2 separate regions of the Homo sapiens genome follow, and region 1 is linked to region 2. Evidence: read pairs that join two places in POLR2A ChIA-PET (ENCODE). Cell type or tissue: MCF 10A. All regions are shown on one strand. Each heading gives the region's core, and the rest is flanking DNA. Links, peaks and the distances in the headings are about the cores only. Region 1 overlaps TRAK1 (trafficking kinesin protein 1). Region 2 holds the start of SS18L2 (SS18 like 2).

Region 1 (5,000 bases), core at 1-5,000, 380 kb after region 2:
AGCAGGGTTGACTCTATGCTGTTTGTTTTGAAGGAGTCAATTCTTTCATTCTTCATTCATTTTTCCACTTGCAGGTGGCAGTTGGCCTGTTTTACTCTGGCTTAATATATATTCTGACGGCAGAGCACAGGGCTTTCCTTAGCATCTCCTAATACAGGTGGGTGTGAGCCAACTATCCACTCTGTCCATAACAACAAAACTCCCTCATAACTGCCATAAAACCAGGCTGAATCGAAGTGTTCCCAACAGCATGGGAACTCACATCAACTCTCTCAGTGTAGACAATGGGAAGGAACTTGCCTGCACCCAAGGGTCTGTGAATCGAGCATACCAGACTTTTCCTTCCAGACCCATCAAGCCCCCAAACCAACTTCTCACAAGCCTGTCTGAACCCCAGTTCTGTGGTCTGTGGTGTACTGAAGAGGGGACAGGATACAAGCTGGCTGAGCTTTGCTCTAGCTGCCCCGCCCGGGCAAAGCTGCAGGAACACCCAGCTGGCCTGACTCCGCCTGGCTCCTTCTCACCACAAGCCCTTCTCTGCCCTTTCCTCACTCAGTCACTGCTCCTGACCTTGGGCCTATGTATCAAACAAGGAGGCAACGAAAGAAGCTGATTCCTGGCTTTCGCCTTGGTGGCCCAGTTGCTGGAGATTTAGGGAATTTTTTAAGGGCAATTTTAGCCAAGTGTGTTTTTTGTCTTCCATTCTGACTTTAAGATCTCAGCTCTAGGCCAGATGTGGTGGCTCACACCAGGAATCCCAGCACTTTGGGAGGTCGAGGCGGTCAGATCACTTGAAGCCAGGAATTCGAGACCAGCCTGGTTAACAGGGTGAAAGCCTGTCTCTACAAAAATACAAAAAATTAGCTGGAATGGTGACGTGTGCCTATAGTCCCAGCTACTTGGGAGGCTGAGGCAGGAAAAGCACTTGAACCGGGAGGTGGAAGTTGCAGTGAGCCGAGATTGCACCACTGCCCTCCAGCCTAGGCAACAGAGCAAGACTCCGTCTCAAAAAAAAAAAAAAAAAAAAAATCTCAGCTCCAATTAGGACATGGTTCTACTGCAGGGCCACTGCCAGGTAAGATGTCAAGATGCCATGATTCGTGTAAGTTTTTGAGGATATCTCCCCTCAATATGAACCAGTCTTGATGAGTAAAAGCATTAAAATAAACTGACTGTCAATTTTCTCTATCCATGTGGCTTGAATCCTACTTCTTTCTCACCTTTAAGGATCAAAGCATTCAAGATAATTCAACTGAACTGCCCATCCACTAGCCAACTACCAATTTAACTGTGTGACTTTAACTCTTAATCCTTTGCCACATGCAGGCTCTTCCCCACACAAATGCCTAAAATACAGAGTACTGACAGAAAAAGATGATAACTAGTTCTGATAAAGTATACTTTCTATATAAATTAAAACATAAAACATATCACTGAAATAAAGTAAAACTATAATCTAAAACTTTTTAAACAATCCATTTTAATCATCTAAATTATTTACAATACAATAACATGGATTCATCCTTTTTAAGACATGGGATTGTAAAAATCAACAAGTGAATGATGCTTCAAATAATACATTTAAATACATTAATCAAATTTTTTCAGTGCTTAAAACTTTTTCTCCATGGGACAGCAGGCTCTGGACAAAAGTGCCTAGCATACAAGTTTTCCCAATTTCCTTCTATCATACCAGCTGCACATAAAAAGGTTCATCACCTCCTGTCTCCAAAGTGTCTCCCTACTGAGTGTTCCCAGGCAGACAATAGTTCCTGGGATAGTGCTGTTTGGTAACAGAAAAGCCCAAGCGTAGAGGACGGATTAAAAGGCAGGGACCAGACCACCATGGATACAAATCCCAAGACAGAGGATGCCCCATGCCTTCCCCATGAAGCTTATCTGTCTGCCTGTGTCTCCATGATTGCAGGCATAGAGCTACTTGGGACCTCCAGGATGATTTACTTAGCGATATGCTTTTTACATTCTAAGAATCAAAATGGTCCTGTAATTCCCAATAGAGAAAATAGAGCCAATTCATTGTTCTCCCCTCTCCCCTCTGAAGCCAGTTTTTAAAGATGAGCCTTACCCAGAAAATAAGCCCCAAAGAACTCTCATCTAAATGATCAGACCCTTCCTAAATTACCTTTGGCAACCTAGGTAATTCTTTTTTATTACACACCTCCAACCTGACCCTTTCTACAGTTTCAACTATAAATGTTCATGCCCCTCGTCAAATAACGTTGCTAGGATGAATTTGCCACAGGTTTGAGTACAGAGAGAACAAGCAAGAAAAATGTCAGTGTTTATTTTAAGGAGAGTGGCCAGGATGTCAGTCCTCATAATTGGTCCCTTCTCTCTCTCTATCCTCCAAGGTAAGTTCTTTGTTGACTTGATAAGCTTTAGTCCTTCTGTACAACTTCTAGAAGATGCACTTAATGGTGCTTCTTTGCACTTCCAGAACTCACCTTCTATTCTACCTGTAAGGCTGTAGGGGAGCATCCCAATCAACATAAGGCCTACCCCTTTAGCCACGAAAATCAGCCAGGCATCATGTTTCTGCACCACCACCTGCCTTCCTGACGGACACTGGTGCTGATGACAAAAATGGGACAGTACCGCAGCTGGTTTCTCTTTTTCGAGTGTGTAGATAACAAATAAAAAACATTTTCATTCCCTCACAAGCTTAATCTAGTAATATAACTGCCTAAAAAAAATCAAACCATAAATAAACCTATGTGCTAAACAAATCACATGACTTGATGACTTCTCTAAAATTAATGTCAAGGAAAAAAGGAAAAGTTGATCCCAAGTAAAATCCCTTGACCACAGCTGTCTGAAATTAGCCAGGGGAATGGGAGACACCACCAAGAACCTCAGCTCTTTCCTGCCCTGTATTTCAAGGGGAGTGTTGTGGCCTTCACAAATGAAAATTATGAATCACAAAGATAAACGTCCTCACTTCTAACCTGGTGAATCCTCAGGAATGTCATGAGGATGACAACACAGGGTTAATTCATTTTTTCTCAGTCTCCCCCCTGACTCCACAAAAGCTTTGCCTTCCCAACACAAGGGGCTGGGAGGTCCAGTCTAGACAGAGCATGCTGTTGGGGTAAACAGTAACCATGTGATCCCATGATTCCCAGAGCTCTGAGCACAAAGCTTTTCATCCCAGTGGCAACTGGAATGTGGGTAATTCTGTAAACTCATGGCCACACCTTTAATGCTTGGGGACAGTGGGTGGAGTCAGCCAGAGCTCTTTTCCAACTTCATCTAGGGTCTTCTCTCTGGAAAAGCTTAGTGACGTTCTCCGAAGGTTTATTTGGTTAAGGAGTATTGCTAAAACACTTTTTAAAAATCCACTTTGAACACATGTGTAAGCTGAAAAGAAAATGACATATATACCTCCATTGAAGCTGGGAAAGTGAAAAGGCTGATGAAATGTCTGAAATCCTGAGCCTTTCCTGGTTCTATTTTAATACAGCGTACAGGTAACAGATGATCTCATTTACCTTCTGAATGACCCAGCACTCAATTTCCCTAAAACTGCTCAGCTCCACTTGGAAATCACCAGGGGACTTGAGAATCTTCCCCTTAGACTCAGGGAGACACCCAGACCAGGAAGAAGGGCACTGATGTTTTCAGGGACCCAAAAGCCCACTTTTTTTTTTTTTTTTTTTTTTAGCAGCCTTTCCTGCTCCCACTTTAAAGATCCCTGATGGGCCATGCACCTCCAAGATGGGCAGGGGAGCTACACCCATTGTTACAAATAGGAGGCATCAGACTCTGTATTTAAAAACAGAACTGTGCAATGAGAATGCTTTAATCATCACCCACACAGACGAGCGGAAGCTACAGACAGAGAACCACTACGGATGGTGCCTGGAACAGAGGTGAGAATGGCCCAAAACTCTGCCTCCGGGAAAGGTGCCAAGTTTACAGGACTTATCGTGGTGCCCTCACCAGACCCCTCCTCCTCCTCCTCCTCCTCCTCCTCCTCCGTGGCCGCTGGCGGCTCCTGCATCTCCTCTGGGGAAGCCTGAGGCCGGCTCGGGTAACTTCTGCTGCCTGAGACAGTCACACGTGCTTGGGACCTCTCACCTGAGGTCTCTGGGTGCTGAACTGGAGTGGAGGTAGCTAGGCGTGGGAGAGAAATGTGGTCACCTGTGTCATCTTCTTCAAAGTCGTTAAGGCAGTACACTTCGTCCAGGTCAACATCCAGCGTCCGGAAGCCCTTGGTGACCACACCGGGCCGGGGGTCCAGGATGCCCCCAAGGTGAGGTTGGGCCAACTGCTGCCAGTGGTGAAGTGTGGCGGAACCTTGCAGGAGAAAGGGAAGGGAAGAAGGGGGACAAGGAGAAGAGAGGGTTAGGATGGAAGTCCAAGACAATGGCTGTTTACCACCCTCAAAGTGCTTAGCGTGAACCCCAGCAGGGTCTGGGCCTCCAGGTGGACTGCAGCGGGAACTTCAGTGGAGCCGCCTTAGCCCTTCCTGCCATGAAACAGAAGCCAAACCCTACCATGCTCAGAAGGAATAGCAAGTTAAGAAATCAACCATTTTTTTTTTAAAGTAAAATCCACACCATAGTATGTGCAAAAGAGGTTTGGGGCAAGGTCTTTATTTTAATCAACTGATGTCAACCCCAGAACTCAACATCTTCTCATTTTACAAAATGGAAGGGGGAAAATGGCAAGATAAGCACAAAAGCGGGGCCACATGTACGTATTCTATGCCAAATACACACTCCTGGGAACACGGAAGACATAAGCTCAGGCAGAATAAGATCATGTCAAACCAAGCCCACGACCAACAGCAAGAGAAAAGCAAAAAGAAATGAAAGCAGTACACAGAGATGTGTGGCAGATGTGGCCATCACCTCCTTTACTTAGGTTTTCTGTATTTTGCCAGCAACTTTGAGAGGCTGCCGGGTTAGGGAGAAGGAATTGGGTTAAAGAGGTGTGATTTAAGAACATAGTAAGTCCACACAGAGGTCTAAAGCAGG
Region 2 (16,399 bases), core at 4,397-9,396:
CTAGCGGTCTTGGGTCTGATTTTGCTGACAATTACAGACTTGAACAGTATGAAATGTACATGCCTTTCTGGAGATGAAATAGTTTGATAAAGCTAACTTTCATACATGGATTCATGAAAGGAAAGGATGGAGACCATTACCCAGCTTTGTAATTACCGTGTTTAGGACATCAGGCTTCAATGTAAATAGGTTTTAGAGCTCAGGAATGAAATATTTAATTTGGGATATACTTAAACAACTTTAAACCTAGAATTCATTCTTATCTTGACATTCCAGCAATTCTCTTCTTTCTGCCACTGGTTATGTGACCTGAGACAAATCACTTTGATCTCTCTGAAGTTTACTTTCTTCATCTGTAAAATAAATGAGATAAAATATCTCCTTTCTAAGGTTCTGCCTCTCTCAAAGATTATTTTATTCTGTCTTGTGATTTGAAATTATATTTTAGATGATTCGAAGATAAAAGTATGCAATTTGGTCTGTGATTAAGGTGAAGAAACTCCTGGGACAAGGCAGGCCTAGGGCTAGTATCAACCAAAATGACTGACACCTCCTCCATCTCTTCCAAGAGTGGTAGAAAGTTGGTATCCAAAGAGTTTACAAACTCAGGCTTAATTTGTCCATGATTTATCATGAAGAAGAACCACTGGTAGTACGAATTTTCAGGTAATGATTCTGGGGTTCAGCCTTTTAGAGTGTGATTATGCCAGCAATTAGAACTTCAGGGGATAGGACTCTGGAAAACCATCAGGAATGCTAGTGGGGAAACAGACAAAATAATTTTCTAGAAAACAGAAATGATCGGCTGGGCGCGGTGGCTTACGCCTGTAATCCCAGCACTCTAGGAGGCTGAGGCAGGTGGATCACCTGAGGTCGTGAGTACGAGACCAGCCTGACCAACATGGAGAAACCCCGTCTCTACTAAAAATACCAAAATTAGCCAGGCATGGTGCCACATGCCTGTAATCCCAGCTACTTGGGAGGCTGAGGCAGGAGAATCACTTGAACCCAGGAGGTAGAGGTTGCAGTGAGCCAAAATTGCACCACTGCACTCCGACAGAGCGAGATTCCGTCTCAAAAAAAAACAAAAACAAAAACAAAACAAAACAAAACCAAAAAAAAGAAGAAAAAGAAAAAAGAAAGAGCCAGAGCCCTCAGCACATTAGTGCTAACATAGATTAACATGTGCCCAGTTCTCAACCACGTTATCTCAGTCTCACAACCTCAGGAGGCAGATGCTATTTTCATTATCCTCACTTTAGAGGTGAGGAAACAGAGCTTTCAGAGGTTAAGGGATAGAGCTGGGATTCAAAATGAGTTATCTCTTCACTATTTACATGTATTTTACAGTTGCCCTAGGTTGCAACCCTTGACTCCAAAAAAAGGAGCAGGGACCTGGGCTTCTAATTTTGGATATACTTACAAGAATCCCTTTGCCTCATCTTTCAGATAAATCTCCAAGAGTGAAAGTTTTTTATAGAATACAGCTAATAAAGTCAGAAAGAATGATAAATTAGAAAATCCTCATTATGTAATCCCTAATGAATTACCACATCAAAGCTGGGTGGATCATAATTTAAGTGAAAGGCTGGTTGGGAACTTAAAAGTCAGGTCACTCCTTATGTGATGCAAAAGCAAGTACTTATCACCTTCTAATATATTCCTGCTAAAAATATTAGAACATGAGTCTGCATGAGCCTCTAGATCTACTAGTTTACAGGAAAAGTGGATGATAGTGGCACATAATTAACAACACTACAGAGATACAACTGTATGTAGAACACGAGAGAATTCTAGGGTAAACACCTAGTTATTTCAACAAATAAAGAAAAAAAGGAACTATTAAGTATTCTTTAAGTGACTTAAAGGAACATCAACAAAATACAACATGTGAATCTTATTTGGATTCTGGTTCAGACAAATCAACAAAAAGACTATCTGATAACTGAAGAAAATTAAACATCATCTATTATCAGATGATATTAGATAATAATTAGAAATCACTATTCATTTTGTTGGCAATGATAATAGTATTGTTTTTATATACTTTATGGTTAAGTCCTCACAGTTATTCTTGAAAACCAAATGGAATACTTATTACATGAAAACTTCTATACCTCCACATCAGTATTTTATAGAAAAATAAGCTTTATTTCAAAGCAATCTGAAAACAGCAGTCAGGGGGACCACATTTACAAACTGATAGGAAGGAGCACACAGTTACATGTCCATTTAGCAAGGTATCAAGTCAGGAATCTCACCAATTCCTGCCCAACACCTACTGAGTTTCCTCTTCAGGTTGAAACTAAAAAGTAGACTTGAACATCCCAGTGATGTCTTTGTTATCCAAACATGCTCCAAGTTCAGGAAAGAGGACACCTGGGCTCAACTTATTGAGGGATTTGCTTAATTATTTAAAAAATATTTACATGAGAATACAGCTAAGTTAGTAGCTTTCTTCACATTTTCACGTTTCGAAAGAGCCACAGAGGTTTCATTCATGTTTTAACCAGTTGAGTTGGTAAAGACCCTGTCTCCATTTTGTAAGAGATGGATTACATTCAATTACTCCTCACGACAGCCAAATGGAAGATTATTCTATTGCTTTTGAAAGATTATTCCATTGCTTTTGAAGTGCTGGTTGGACTGGCATCTGCAATGGTAGCCAAATAAATGAGATTTCTATGTAACACATGCTGGTACCTATGGGCAAAAAAACAGGCAAAAATCAGAGGCTTGTTTTTACCGACCATGAACAAAAAACTGGAAAATAATTTACCCACTCTAGTGGAATGGCTCATCCACTGACTGGATGATTCAGTGTTATCAACCTTCTTGTTTAACATATTTAAGGAAAATATAGTCAGATTCTCACCCATTCTTACTGATTACTTTCATAGCTACTATCATTTCTTGCTTGAACTATTGCAGTAGACACCTAGTCTCCCAGATCTATCTTTGCGCACCTACTTTATTCTCCACATAACAGCCTGAGAGATTACTGTACAATTTAAATCAAAATCATGTTATATGTCTATTCAAAACCTTCCAAAGGCTCCCATCTCATTCAGGTAAAGGTGAGCTGTTCTTGTGTCCTAATAAGGCCCTACATGATGGGGGCCTCCAGTCCCCCTCTGATCTCACCTCTTATGGCTATACCTTTGTTCACTGAATACTGGCCACAGTGGCCTCCTTCTGTGACTTGAAGATATCCGGCACACTCCTACTAGGGGGCTTTTCCACCTGATGCTTTCTCTGTCTTACTTATCTCACTATGCCTTACTACTGCATAGCTGGCTCCCTTACCCCAGGTCTCTACTCAAATATCACCTTATCAGACATACCATGTATAAAATAGCACTCCTCCCCCCACTTACTCTGCTTTATTCTTATTCAAAGCACTTATTATTATGTGCCTAATTATACATTTCCTTATAGATTCTAGAGTCTAGAATGTCAGCTCTGTGAGTGCAGAGCTGGTATCTGTTTTACTATGGATTTCCCAGAGTCTGAAACAGTGCCTGGTACCAGGAGTACAATTGTCCCTTGGTATCCACAGAGGATTGGTTCCAGGACACCTCCCTCCTCCCCTTAGATATCAAAATCTGAGGATGCTCGAGCTCAAGTCCCTTATAAAAAATGGCATAGTATTTGTATATAACCTACACACAGCCTTCCATATCATATACTTTAATTTATTTATTTATTGAGACGGAGTCTTGCTCTGTCACCCAGGCTAGAGTGCAGTGGCGTGATCTTGGCTCACTGCAACCTCCACCTCCTGGGTTCAAGCAATTCTCCTGCCTCGGCCTCCCAAGTAGCTGGGATTACAGGCACACACCACGCCTGGCTAATTTTTGTATTTTTAGTTTTTAGTAGAGATGGGGTTTTGCCATGTTGGCCAGGCTGGTATTGAACTCCTGACCTCAGATGATCTGCCCGCCTCAGCCTCCCACTGTAATGCCACAGTACTGGGATTACAGGGATGAGCCACCACACCTGGCTCACAGTTTAAATAATCTCTAGATTACTTATAATAACTAATACAACTTAAATGCCATATAAATAGTTGTTATACTGTATTTTTTTTATTGTTGTGTTGCTATTTTTCATTGTTTTGTGCTCCCCAATATTTTTGAAATGCAATGCAGAACCCATGGATACAGAGGACCAACTGTACTTATAAAATATCTGTTCAACAACTTCAAGAAGGGACAAAACATTTTCATGATCAACATAAGTTTACGGTGGGGGGGGTAGAGTTCTTCACCCAAAAAAATAAATCAGACAAGGGCTCAGAAAGCATGGCCTGTGCAATTGAAAAACCCCACTAGGAGATTTTGATAACTTTCTTACCCTTGGGTTGAGAATTACTGTACCAAATGGAATGTTTTGCAACCATTTTTCATATAGAAAAAGGAGAAGGTATTTACCATAAACTTTTAAAAATCAAATTACCAAATGCCAGAGTCAGATGTAAAGATTTACCCAAAAACTGATATCTCTACTATTCTATTAAGGTATTCAGTGAGGGACTGTAGGTAATTTTTCTAGGGGGTAGGGATTGTGAAACATTTCTTCAGTAACAATGAAATAATATATTTTTCTATAAGAAATGGGCATAAGGTCGGCCGTGGTGGCTCATGCCTGTAATTCCAACACTTTGGGAGGTCGAGGTGGGTGGATCATCTGAGGTCAGGAGTTTGAGACCAGTCTGGCCAACATGGTGAAACCCTGTCTCTACTACAAATATAAAAATTAGCAGGGCGTGGTGGCACACGCCTGTAGTCCCAGCTACTCAGAGGCTGAGGCACGAGAATTGCTTGAACCTCAGAGGTGGAGGTTGCAGTGAGCCGAGATTGCACCACTGCACTCCAGCCTGGGTGACAGAGGGAGACTGTCTCAAAAAGAAAAAAAAAAAGAAAAGAAAAAAATGGGCGTAATACCTGGACTAGATTCGGAAAAGAGACTCAGACTCTATTTTCTCTCATTTTGGTATCTACTTAGGGAGTGCATTAAATTATTATGCACAATTTACCTTTGACTTAACTTGTAAATCCTTTGTTTGTCTTTGTGTGTGTGTCACTAACAGACTGACGGGAAGTTAGAAATGAGAGGAAGCTTAGCAGTCAAATGGCCTGACCCCTTCACTTAACAGAGAAAGGATGAGGCAGGGATCCAAGATGAGAAAGGGGCCATGGCTCTAATCTCCTGAGCTTAGTTTTCTGTGTGCTCTCACCCCCATCCCTGTTGTCATCAGCCGGCATAGCTTTGAGTGAAGGAGGCTTTGCAGTGAGAATAATTCACATTTTGAAGAAAGAGCCACGTCTGACTCCAGGCTCCGCAGTGTACTCGTTGTATGGTCTTGGGCAGGTTGGCAAACTCTTTGAGCCTCTCTTTCCTCAGTTCAAAGAGGGGCTTAACTGCGATCAATCACCCAAGACTCTTAGTTCGAGAAAGCACCGCATCACACAGGCTTCCCCTCTACCCACAGGTCAGGGGCGCGGGGGTGGGGGTACTTACTGCACGCACTCGTTCCCGCGGCCCTTGTTCTGATACTCCACAATACAGCGGATCAGCTGGTCATTCTCCTCAAGGAGCTGAAAGATCAGAGAAAGAAAGGGTCAGTGCAGGCCGGGCGCAGTGGCTCACGCCTGTAACCCCGGCCCTTTGGGAGGCCGATCTAGGCGGATCACGAGGTCAGGAGTTCGAGACTAGCCTGGCCAACATGGGGAAACCCCATACTAAAAATACAAAAATTAGCCGGGAGTGGCGTCGCGCTCCTGTAATCCCAGCTACTCAGGAGGCTGAGGCAGGAGACTCGCTTGAAGCCAGGAAGCGGTGGTTTCAGTGAGCCAAGATGCACCACTGCACTCCAGCCTGGGCGACAGAGCGGGACTCCGTCTCAAAAAAAAAAAAAAAAGGAGAGAAAGGGTTAGTGCAGTGTGACGTCTGGACGGCGGGGGACCGAACCCCATGCCGGGGTCCTGCCCCGGCGCCTGTGCTGATTTCGTGCCCATCTCACCCCGCACCCCGGCTGCTCAGCACCCTTCACAGTCAGCTGGGAGGCCGCTCACTACAGGATGCTTCTCGCACCCCGCAGCCCCTCGGGATCCCGACTTCTCTCCGCCCGCCCGCCCGCCCGCGTGGATGCTCACCCGCTGGATAGTCTCTTGATTGACTTCCGCCTTGCCCCTCAGCCAGTCCGGTACGAAGGCCACCGACATCCCGAGGAACCTCCGGAACCACGACCGCCAAGCAACTCGACCCACGATAGGTGGGGCCTACGCTCTCGAAGTTGATTGGATGCTCCCGCCTACAGGGCGGGGTACAGAAGGGACGTCATTTGTGACTGGACGCGCAAGAGCTATACTCAGCGCTTTCCTCGGTCCCAGCCCCCAGAACGCCGGGGGCGTTTTCGTATCCTTTGCGCTTGCGCAGTCTGGAGAGCGAAACTTGTGGGTTGGGGCTGGGTCTACTGCTGACCTACCTGGCGTCAGCACCTCCAGTGTTAGGCTGTGCATGCTTTTTTTTTTTTTGAGATGGAGTCTCGCTCTGTCGCCCAGGCTGGAGTGCAGTGGCGCATCTCAGCTCACTGCAAGCTCCGCCTCCTGGGACTACAGGCGCCCGCCACCACGCCCGTCTAATTTTTTGTATTAGTAGAGACGGGGTTTCACCATATTAGCCAGGATGGTCTCGGTCTCCTGACCTCGTGATCCGCCCGCCTCGGCCTCCCAAAGTGCTGGGTGTGCATACTCAATCTATCTGCAGGAGCGGTTTGCTCGGCTTCACCCAGCGTGTCTGGCACCCAGATACATGGCTTCAGATCCATTGTCCTCTCTACATCACTCTGTGCCTCCAGGTCTGCATCTGGAGCATGAACATTGGCTATGGCATTGTCTCCTGCCAGGCCAAATCTGCAGGCCAGGAAAACTCTGGTATTAGCTTTACTCTTTGCTGAACGAGAAATTCGCGTTTTTCCACATAGCCTGGACTTATTTGGGGCAGGAATAATGCTTATTAGGTTGGCAACCCTAAAAAGCACTGGTATTTTCTCCATTTTACAGATGACGAAACAGGTTAAGTAACTTGCCCAAGGTTCCTTAGCAAAGCCAGTCTCTGAATACGGGCAGCCTGGCTTTAGAACTCTCACCCTTAACAACCCGGGACTGCCCAGGCACCATACCGCAAAGGTGTTGTGCCGCAAGATGCAAGGAGGAAGCTGGACATACCTTCTTGGGCCACATGGTTACTCCTGGTGACCACTGCAACTGAATTGGTTGTAGTCTTCTAGACCAGTGGTCCCCAGCCTTTTTGGCACCAGGAATTGGTTTCGTGGAAGACAATTTTTCTTGTCTTCCACGGAGGTGGGGGTGGTTTTGGTATGAAACTCTTTTACCTCACATCAGCAGGCATTAGATTCTCATTAGGAGCGCGCAACCTAGATCTCTTGCAAGTCCAGTTCACAATAGGGTTCACGCTCCTGTGAGAATCTAATGCTCCCGCTGATCCTAATGCCCCCGCTGATCTGAGGGGGCAGAATGCTCGGCGGTAATGCTTATCCGCCCTCTGCTCACCTCCTGCTATGCGGTACCGGTCCCCTGTTCTAGCCATCCGTGGTGGATGTGGTAACAAGATTCGTTTTCCCTGGAGTGAGCAGCGGCCACTTCATTTAGGAGGGAGATCTTGGGAACCTACACTCCTAAAAAGGGGAGGTCCCTAGAGCTTTATTCCCCTGAGTGGTGGCCCTGATCCTGAGCAAGCTCATCTGCTTTACTGGGCTTTCTCTCCACAATCCCTTTATTCAAACCTGTGAAAAGGCAGCTTTCATCCCATTTCTTTTTTCTTTTTTTTTTGAGACAGAGTCTCGCTCTGTCACCCAGGCTGGAGTGCAGTGGTGTGATCTCGGCTCACTGCAACCTCTGCCTCCCGGGTTCAAGCGATTCTCCTGCCTCAGCCTGCTGAGTAGCTGGAATTACAGGTGCCTGCCACCACACCCGGCTAATTTTTTTTTTTGTATCTTTAGTAGACATGGGGTTTCACCATATTGGTCAGGCTAGTCTTGAACTCCTGACCTCGTGATCCGCCCGCTTCGGCCTCCAAAAGTGCTGGGATTACAGGTGTGAGCTACTGTGCCCGGCCTGCTTTCATCCCATTTCACAGAGAGGTAAACCCGGTGAGAGAAGTGAGGTAACACCTGAGCTGGGGCGGACTCAGGGCTTCCTGGTTACCAAGCCTGCACTGTTAACTCCACATCAGGCTTCCTCCTCAGGAAAATTCCCCAAAGCTTTCAGAGACACAGAGTGGGCAGAAAAGGAAACATCAGGAGCAGGATACAGGTCTTCCGTAGTTCCACTCAGCCCTATTCCTGTTTAGACAAGTGAGGAATGACAATAACATGAGATGGTCCAGACAACAATCCTCCCACCTGTGAAAGCTTCCCTGGGATTATGGGCATGAACCACCATGCCCGGCCTATACTTTTGTTCATAAAGTTTAAGTGACTTGCTTACCAATCTTATGCAAAATTTCATGTAATTTATATAATACTATATAACATAATGCTACATATGGTATGTATATATACACACAAAGATCTGTCCTGGGTATTAAGTATCTTACCTGTAGGCTTTATGTTTATGGCTCTGAAATGGAGGGAACTGGGACATACATGTTTTGAGGAATAAAGTGAAGGGGTTTTTTTGTTGTTGTTGTTTTTTGATACAAAGTCTTATTCTGTTGCCCAAGCTGGAGTGCATTGGTGCAATCTCAGCTCACTGTAACCTCCACCTCCCAGGTTCAAGCAATTCTCCTGCCTCAGCCTCCCGAGTAGTCTGGGACTACAGGCATAAGCCACCATGCCCAGCTAATTTTTTTGTATTTTTAGTAGAGATGGGGTTTCTCTATGTTGGCCAGGCTGGTCTTGAACTCCTGACCTCATGATCTGTCTGCCTCGGCCTCCCAAAGTGCTGGGATTACAGGCGTGAGCCACCGTGCCTGGCCCCGGTTTTTGTTGTTGTTGTTGTTATTGTTGTTTTTGTTTTTGTTTTTTTGAGACAGTTTCACTCTTGTTGCCCAGGCTGGAGTGCAATGGTGCAATCTCGGCTCACTGCAACCTCCACCTCCGGGGTTCCAGCAATTCTCCTGCCTCAGCCTCCCAAGTGGCCAGGATTACAGGCATGCACCACCACGCCCAGCTAATTTTGTGTTTTTGGTAGAGATGGGGGTTTTTACCATGTTGGTCAGGCTGGTCTTGAACTCCTGACCTCAGGTGAACCACCCACCTCAGCCTCCCAAAATGCTAAGATTACAGGTGTGAGCCACAGAGCCTGGCCTAAAGCGAAGGTTTTGAGTGAGGTTTATATAAGGATTTGATTTTTTTTTTTTTTGAGACGGAGTCTCGCTCTGTCGCCCAGGCTGGAGTGCTGTGGCACGATCTCGGCTCACTGCAAGCTCCGCCTCCCAGGTTCATGCCATTCTCCTGCCTCAGCTTCCCCAGTAGCTGGGACTACAGGCGCTCGCCATCACGCCCGGCTAATTTTTTGTATTTTTTTTTTTTCAGTAGAGACGGGGTTCCACTGTGTTAGCCAGGATGGTCTCGATTTCCTGACCTCGTGATCCGCCTGCCTCGGCCTCCCAAAGTGCTGGGATTACAGGCGTGAGCCACCGCACCTGGACTGATTGGTTTTTTAACATCATTAAAGTTTCTATCAGGTAAAAAAAAATGAGATGGTGTTAGGGTGAGGCAGGTGTTATAGGGGACCAACCTGTTCCAGCATACAGGGAAAGACCTCCAGAAGAAAAGGTTTATAAAGGCAGTATAAAGGCAAAGTGGAGGTTAAGCAGGACACAGGTGTCCAGATTCTGTACTCTCCTAGGAGTAATGGGAGCCATGGATGGTTTTAGGCAGAAGAATGATGAAGCCTGAGATGCATTTAGAGTTTTATTGGCTGTAACATGGTGAAAGTTAGGGAAGACGCCCAGATGAGAAACAAAAAGAACAGTGACAAGGCTGCTACAAGCATGCAGGCCAGAGATAGTGGGAGCAATGAGAAAAGAAGTGTGTGCATTTGAAAGACATTAGAAGTAGATTTGGCAGGCCTTAGTGATCAAGTGGGGAGGGAAAGAAAAGGGAAATTAGGGATGCCTTCTGGGGTTCTGGGTTAAGCAACTGAGAAACTGGTGATGCCCCTTATGTAGGCAGGGAACAGTGGGGGAGATGCTGGAATGGAAATGAAGGTGATATATTCAGTTGTGGAAATGTACAGTGTGAGGTGATGTCAAACGATGTTGAGGCTTGTGGCTATTTGGGGCTGAAACTCAGGGACAAAGGCTAGGTTGGAGATACAGCTTTGAGAAACATCACTTGTAGAAACTGACTGGAACTATGTAGTGGATAAGACTGCCTAAGGAGAATGTGATAGTTTCTCTTATGGCAGAGGAAAAGAAGCTGCAATGGAGACTGAGGGGAGAAAGAGACTAGAGATATAGGAAGAGGAAAACCAGGAGAGTGGGGGTTATGGCTTTTTTTTTTTTTTTAAACAGTGACTGAAAAGGACATACAGGACAGCAATGACAAATGCTGTTGAAAGGTCAAGGAAGGGGTGGGTGCAGTGGCTCACACCTGTAATGCCAGCACTTTGGGAGGCCGAGGTAGGCAGATCACTTGAGGTCAGGAGTTTGAGACCAGCCTGGCTAACATGTTGAAACCCTGTCTCTACTAAAAATACAAAAATTAGCCAGGCATGGTGGCACAGGCCTGTAGTCCCAGCTACTTGGGAGGCTGAGGCTGGAGGATCACTTGAATCCGGCAGGCAGAGGTTGCAGTAAGCCTCAGTGCCATTGCACTCCAGCCTGGGTGACAGAGCGAGACTCTGTCTCAACAACAACAACAAAAGAACAAGGAAGAATAAAGACTAGGTCTTTGAGGAGGGCATTTTCAGTGATATGGTGAAACAGGTATCAGAACTGCAGGGGACTGAGAAATAATGAAAGGTGAAGGTGAAGCAATGGAGTGTTCACATATAGACCACTTTTTCCATGAGGTTTGGTTGTAAAGGGGAGAGGGGAAAGAAGGTGGTAGCTGGAAGGAGAGGAGTTGTCTGGAGCTAAGGGACATCACTTTGATGGTTGCTCTTTCTTCAGTAACGGAGGTTCCTGGGAGAGCAAGCGGGGGAGGGGGGGTTGAAGAGTGGGAGATCTGGGGAGCATGCAGGATATTTGGAAGTTGATTTTGGGGGAGAGCTGGAGAGAGAGCTGCCTTGGCAAATAGGAGCGCTGAAAGGTGTTGAGGACCTAGTTGAAGTTGACAATGTATGTAGCACTGATCTGTGTGGTTGTGAGATTTTGTCCAGCAGCACTTAGAGCCAAGAAGCAGATTCAGAGAAGACAGAAGGTTGGATTCTTCCAGGATTGTAGTGCTGCCAGATGGGTGTTACTATCCTTCTAGTTATGCCAGAAAGATAACTGTGCAAGGAATATAAGTATATTGGGAAGAATGTGATGGAGGTGATAAACCCTGAACTCTCAGCTGATGGGGAAGGAAATGAAGACTCGATGGAGCTTATAAATAAAACAAAGTAGAGGGACAAATGAACTGGAAGTTTCTGCAGGCTAGAGAAACCATGAAAGGAATTCAGAGAATAGCAGAAGGACAGATGAAAGATCAGGTGTCTGCATTTATAACTTCAGAGGTGGAGCTCTTCTGTGGTCCAGGGTGTTACCCTAGGAGTGGAGGACTGAAGAGGACTGGAAGAGAAAGACTCTGGAGTTGACTGTGAACCTGGAGCCAAAGTGAACAATGATTGGAGATGAGAGCTAGGACTTTAGGTACTACATCTCACCCCTGTTGTCCAATCTACCATGGTGCCTGAACCACACCAGTTGCACCAGTCAGAGAGTGTAAGGTCCTGTTCTAAAGCACTCGCACCACAAGTTTTGAGAGCCCAATTCCCCATATTTGTTTGTTTGTTTTGTTTTGTTTTGTTTGTTTTTTGAGATGGAGTTTCGCTCTTGTAGGTCAGGCTGGAGTGCAATGGTGCGATCTCGGCTTACTGCAGCCTCCTCCTCCCAGGTTCAAGTGATTCTCCTGCCTCAGCCTCCCAAGTAGCTGGGATCACAGATGTCCACCATCACGCCCGGCTAATTTTTGTAATTTTTCAATAGAGACGGGGTTTTGCCATGTTGGACAGGCTGGTCCCTGACCTCGTGATCCACCCACCTTGGCCTCCCAAAGTGCTGGGATTATAGGTGTGAGCCACCACACCTGGCCCCAATTCCCCATATTTGAAGAGCACTTATGCTACAGGGTTTTCAATTGCCTTTACCAACCCTGAATCTCCTGGTTTTTCTCCTTCTTTGTGCCTGTTATGACCTACCCTCATTATCAGAGACTCATTGTGGGAGGGGACTACACAAGGGTATAAATCCCAGGAGGTGGTGAACCCTGGAGGCTATCTTAGACTGTATCACAATTCTCTTCAGTTTTCATTTTGTAATTTTTCTCTGGCTATGTAAGCCCCACTTCGATTTCCGCCCATATGATGCTGACTTTCAAAAGTCTATGTCCCGGCTAGGCGTGGTGGCTCACGCCTGTAATCCCAGCACTTAGGGAGGCCAAGGCGGGCAGATCACTTGAGGCCAGGATTTCGAGACCAAACTGGCCAATATGGTGAAACCCCCATCTCTACTAAAAATACAAAAATTAGCTGGGCGTGTTGGCAGATGCTTGTAATCCCAGCTACTTGGGAGGCTGAGGCAGAAGAATCACTTGAGCCTGGGAGGCGCAGGTTGCAGTGGGCCGAGATTGTGCCACTAAACTCCAACCTAGGCCACAGAGTGAGACTCAGCCTCAAAAAAAGTCTGTGTTCAGCCCAGACCTCTACATTGACCTGCAACCTGTATATGCACCTGCTGTGTTGACATCTGTATTAGTCAAGGTTCTCCAGAGAGAGAGAACCAATGTGATATCTATATATCTACAATATAGATCTATATCTATAGATATATGGGAGGGGATTTATTAGGGGAACTGGCTCACATAGTTATGGAGGCTGAGAAGTCCCACAATAGACCATCTACAAGCTGGAGAACCAGGGAGGCTGGTAGACTGCTTCAGTTCAAGACTACCCTGTCTTAGACTTGGCCTCAGAACCAGGGAAGCTGAATGGTGTATCTCCCAGTCCAAGGCCCAAGCCGGGAGAACCTGGGGAACCACTGGTACAAGTCTTGGAGTCCAAAGGCTCAATACTTGCTAAATGAATAAATGGACGGACTCTACTACCTAATCTCCTAGAGTTAGGAGATTAGGGGAACGGGGAATTCTGATGCCAAGGGCAGAAGAGGGGTGTCCCAACTCCAGAGTAGAGAATTTGCCTTTCCTCTGCCTTTTTGTTCTATTATGTGGTGCCTGCGCATATTAGATGAGGACAGATCTTCCTTACTCAGTCCATTGACTTAAATGCCAATATCTTCTGGGAACACCCTCATAGACATACCCAGAAGTAATGTTCCCCCAGCTACCTGAGTATCCCTTAACCTAGTCAGGTTGACATCTAAAACTAATCATCGCAAAATCCTAACCAAGTCTCAAAGGTGCCTCAAATTCAACTTGTCTAAGATGGAGCTCAAGATCAATCTTATCTCCTCTTCCAGTGTTCTCCATATCTGTGAATCCCTGCACCATCCATCCATTTATCCAAGGCTGAACAGTGGCATCATCCTTGAAGCTGCTTCATCGCCCCTTCACATCCAACTCATCACCAAGTCCTATTGATTTTGCTCCTACATTTCTCTGCAGCCTTCTTAGATCTCTTTTTCTTCACTCTCACCCTAGTCCACACTCCAGCTCCATTCTCTCTTGCCCAGATGACTGCACTGGCTCCCAGGCCAGTCCCACCATAGCTCTGTTGAGACTTCTCCATTTTGATCTGCACTTTAGCAGCCAAAGTGAGTTTTATAAAATGCAATTTTGACCAGTGTTCTATGGTCCTAAACTTTCCACTATGGTCCATAAAATCCTACATGGTCCTGCCCCTTCTATTCGCTCTAGTGGATCTCACTCCACTCCTTTATTCTCTAAACTCTGAGTTTCTTTTCTTTTTGTGGTAAAATGTACATAACCATTTTTAAGTGTGCAGATCTGTGGCATTTGGTACATTCACATTGTTGTGTGATCATCACTACTATCCATTTCCAGAACTGTTTCATCTTCTCCAGCTGAAATTCTGTACCTATTAAGCACTAACTTTCCATTTCCCCCTTTCTGGGTTTCTTTTCATCCCTCAAAGGAGCTCTGCTGCCTTCCACAGAGTTCTTATATACATGCTAATCTCTCCATCTGAAACACACTTCCTCTCCCCTTTGCCTAGTTAGCCTCCTGTGATTCCCAACACCAGCCTAGAAGCTTCTGTAAATTCTCCCAAAACCCCTGCTCCTCCCTGAAGAGCAGTTTGTATTTATACAGGTGTTTGATTGTTTGAAGGGTGCTCTCACCCTGCCTCCTCTCTTAACATAGTTTTTCGTGTCAGGAATTCCTCGCTTTGTCCACAACCCCTGGCACATAGCAGGTGCTCAATACTTGCTAAATGAATAAATGGACGGACTCTGCTACCTACCTAATCTCCTTCCAGCCAGTCATCCATCTGTGGGTGCCTCGGTCCCCAGCTTGGGGTGTGTCCCCCTGGGTCGGACTTTGGCGCCCCATCCAGGCTGGCAGTAGGTTGTGCTCTTTGGTTTGCCTATCTCGGGCCTCCCGCCCAGCCGCGCGGACCGCAGAACATACGCCCCGGGCGTTATCACTCTGTCACGCGGAGCCTCCCCGCCTCCAGACGTCAGTCCGGTTGCTACCCCGGCAGGAATCGAGCTTAGATCACGAAGGCTCCTTCTCACCTCCGGACGTGAGAATTACAGGCTTGGATCTCAAACCGCCGCGGTGAGAGCCGGGAGGTGGGAAGAAAGTTGGGAGGCGCGCGCCCCCGTCACACTCCCTCTCCGTTTGGGTCGCAGCCCTTTAAGAACCACTACGTTCGCGCCTTCGCCGGGACGGGGGCTGTGGAGGCGCGCCGGGATTGGTCGGTTTGGGTGCGGGTGTCGCTTAGCAGCAGCGAATGCGGGGTAGGGGGGAGGTGGGGTGGCTCAAGACTCGCGCACGCGCACCACGGCCTACCTGCGCCTGGGCTGCCGGTGACCTGGGCCGAGCCCTCCCGGTCGGCTAAGATTGCTGAGGAGGCGGCGGGTAGCTGGCAGGCGCCGACTTCCGAAGGCCGCCGTCCGGGCGAGGTGAGGGCTGGCGGGCGGAGGCGGGTGCCGCGGCCCGTTAGCCAAGAGCAGGCGGGTTAGGGTGTGGCGCAGGGCGGGCCCAGAGGTGGAGGCGGCCCAGGGCCCACCCGGCCCTCAGTCCCGGCCTTGACCATGGGGCTCCCCACGGGGCTTCACTGGGCTTCTTGGAGTCCTCTGTCCCCTTTCTCCCGTCAGCCTGTTCCCGGACCCCGGGGCCACCCAAGGCACGCGCCTGCAGGAACCCTGGGCTGACAGATGGGCGCCAAGGGCTTCTCCCAGTTGGAAGAGATGGGGAGTGAGAAAGGGGACGATTGTTTCTTTAACCATTCACGAAGCTCACGTCAGAGCATTGTTTAATCTGAATAGCAAACTTCCCTTAGCATGCCCGTGTTATTAGACTTTAAATATTGGATACACTGAACCAACTTTTCAGAGCACTAGGTGTAGGACGTTCCATTACAGGTTTTGTGTTCATTACAGATTTACACATGTACCTCCAGAGCCAGAAGGATAAAGCACTCGGGGAAAAATTAGGTTTGTAGAAATAAAAGCCACGGAAGACTATTGCCAGTGTGAAAAGTAATTGGTGAAATTTGTGACATGGTCAGAAAAAAATACAGCTCAGAACCAACATATAGGGTAATATTTAATTACATTTTGCAGAGAAGAGTTGATCCCACTAAAGATAATTTTAGTAAAATGAAAAATGGAAGCAACTGGAAATGGTTTAACGTTGCCAGATAGAATTAAATAAACAAATAGTGTTTCCTCTGGAAAGTACATTTTGGACAATGTTAATAGCTCTGATTTAAGTGTTTGCATTTGCAACAGAAGCCATCTTGGAGTCAGTGTTTTTTATTCTTAGAATAACTTAGAAATCAACTAAATTCAAAAAGTAACATGATCATAGAGAGGACAACCTGACTTCAAGGTAATACAGTGGATAAAGAGCAGTTGTAACAAGTGTAATCTCAGGCTCCTTCCTCTACCAACAGGTCTCTGATTAGCTTATTAGTGCTCTAAGGAGAAGAAATTATTTTAGAGAAAGGGAGTAGCTGTAATTCCCAAAGTTGGATTTGTAGAAGAAGGATGTGGTGGAAAGATCCTAGGCTTTAGAATA

What was found. ChIA-PET counts read pairs that join two places held together with the same protein. Peaks named below come from ENCODE experiments on the same cell type or tissue, not always from the same donor. Only the 100,000 strongest peaks of a DNase experiment are listed, where the experiment ranks them.
Region 1: POLR2A ChIA-PET joins it to region 2 with 6 read pairs; 2 of 35 experiments call an interaction of 5 or more read pairs at or near these places.

What each region holds. Positions count from the first base shown.
Region 1 is chr3:42,209,084-42,214,083 of GRCh38, reverse strand. TRAK1 (trafficking kinesin protein 1) reads right to left here. Exons shown (of 16, transcript NM_001042646.3): 14 at 4,099-4,317. Among named protein-coding and RNA genes, the nearest start is that of CCK, 55 kb to the left of the region's middle. RefSeq lists an enhancer at 468-969. In MCF 10A, for the core only: no CTCF peak of the experiment used is centred there; no DNase peak of the experiment used is centred there.
Region 2 is chr3:42,580,726-42,597,124 of GRCh38, reverse strand. It overlaps SS18L2 (SS18 like 2), which reads right to left and starts at 6,265. Exons shown (of 3, transcript NM_001370300.1): 1 at 6,159-6,265; 2 at 5,524-5,600; 3 at 191-2,703. The coding sequence starts at 6,227. The coding sequence ends at 2,616. SEC22C (SEC22 homolog C, vesicle trafficking protein) reads left to right here and starts at 15,158. Exons shown (of 7, transcript NM_032970.4): 1 at 15,158-15,279. RefSeq lists enhancers at 14,743-14,872, 14,865-15,691 and a silencer at 15,073-15,402. In MCF 10A, for the core only: no CTCF peak of the experiment used is centred there; a DNase peak (open chromatin) is centred at 6,344.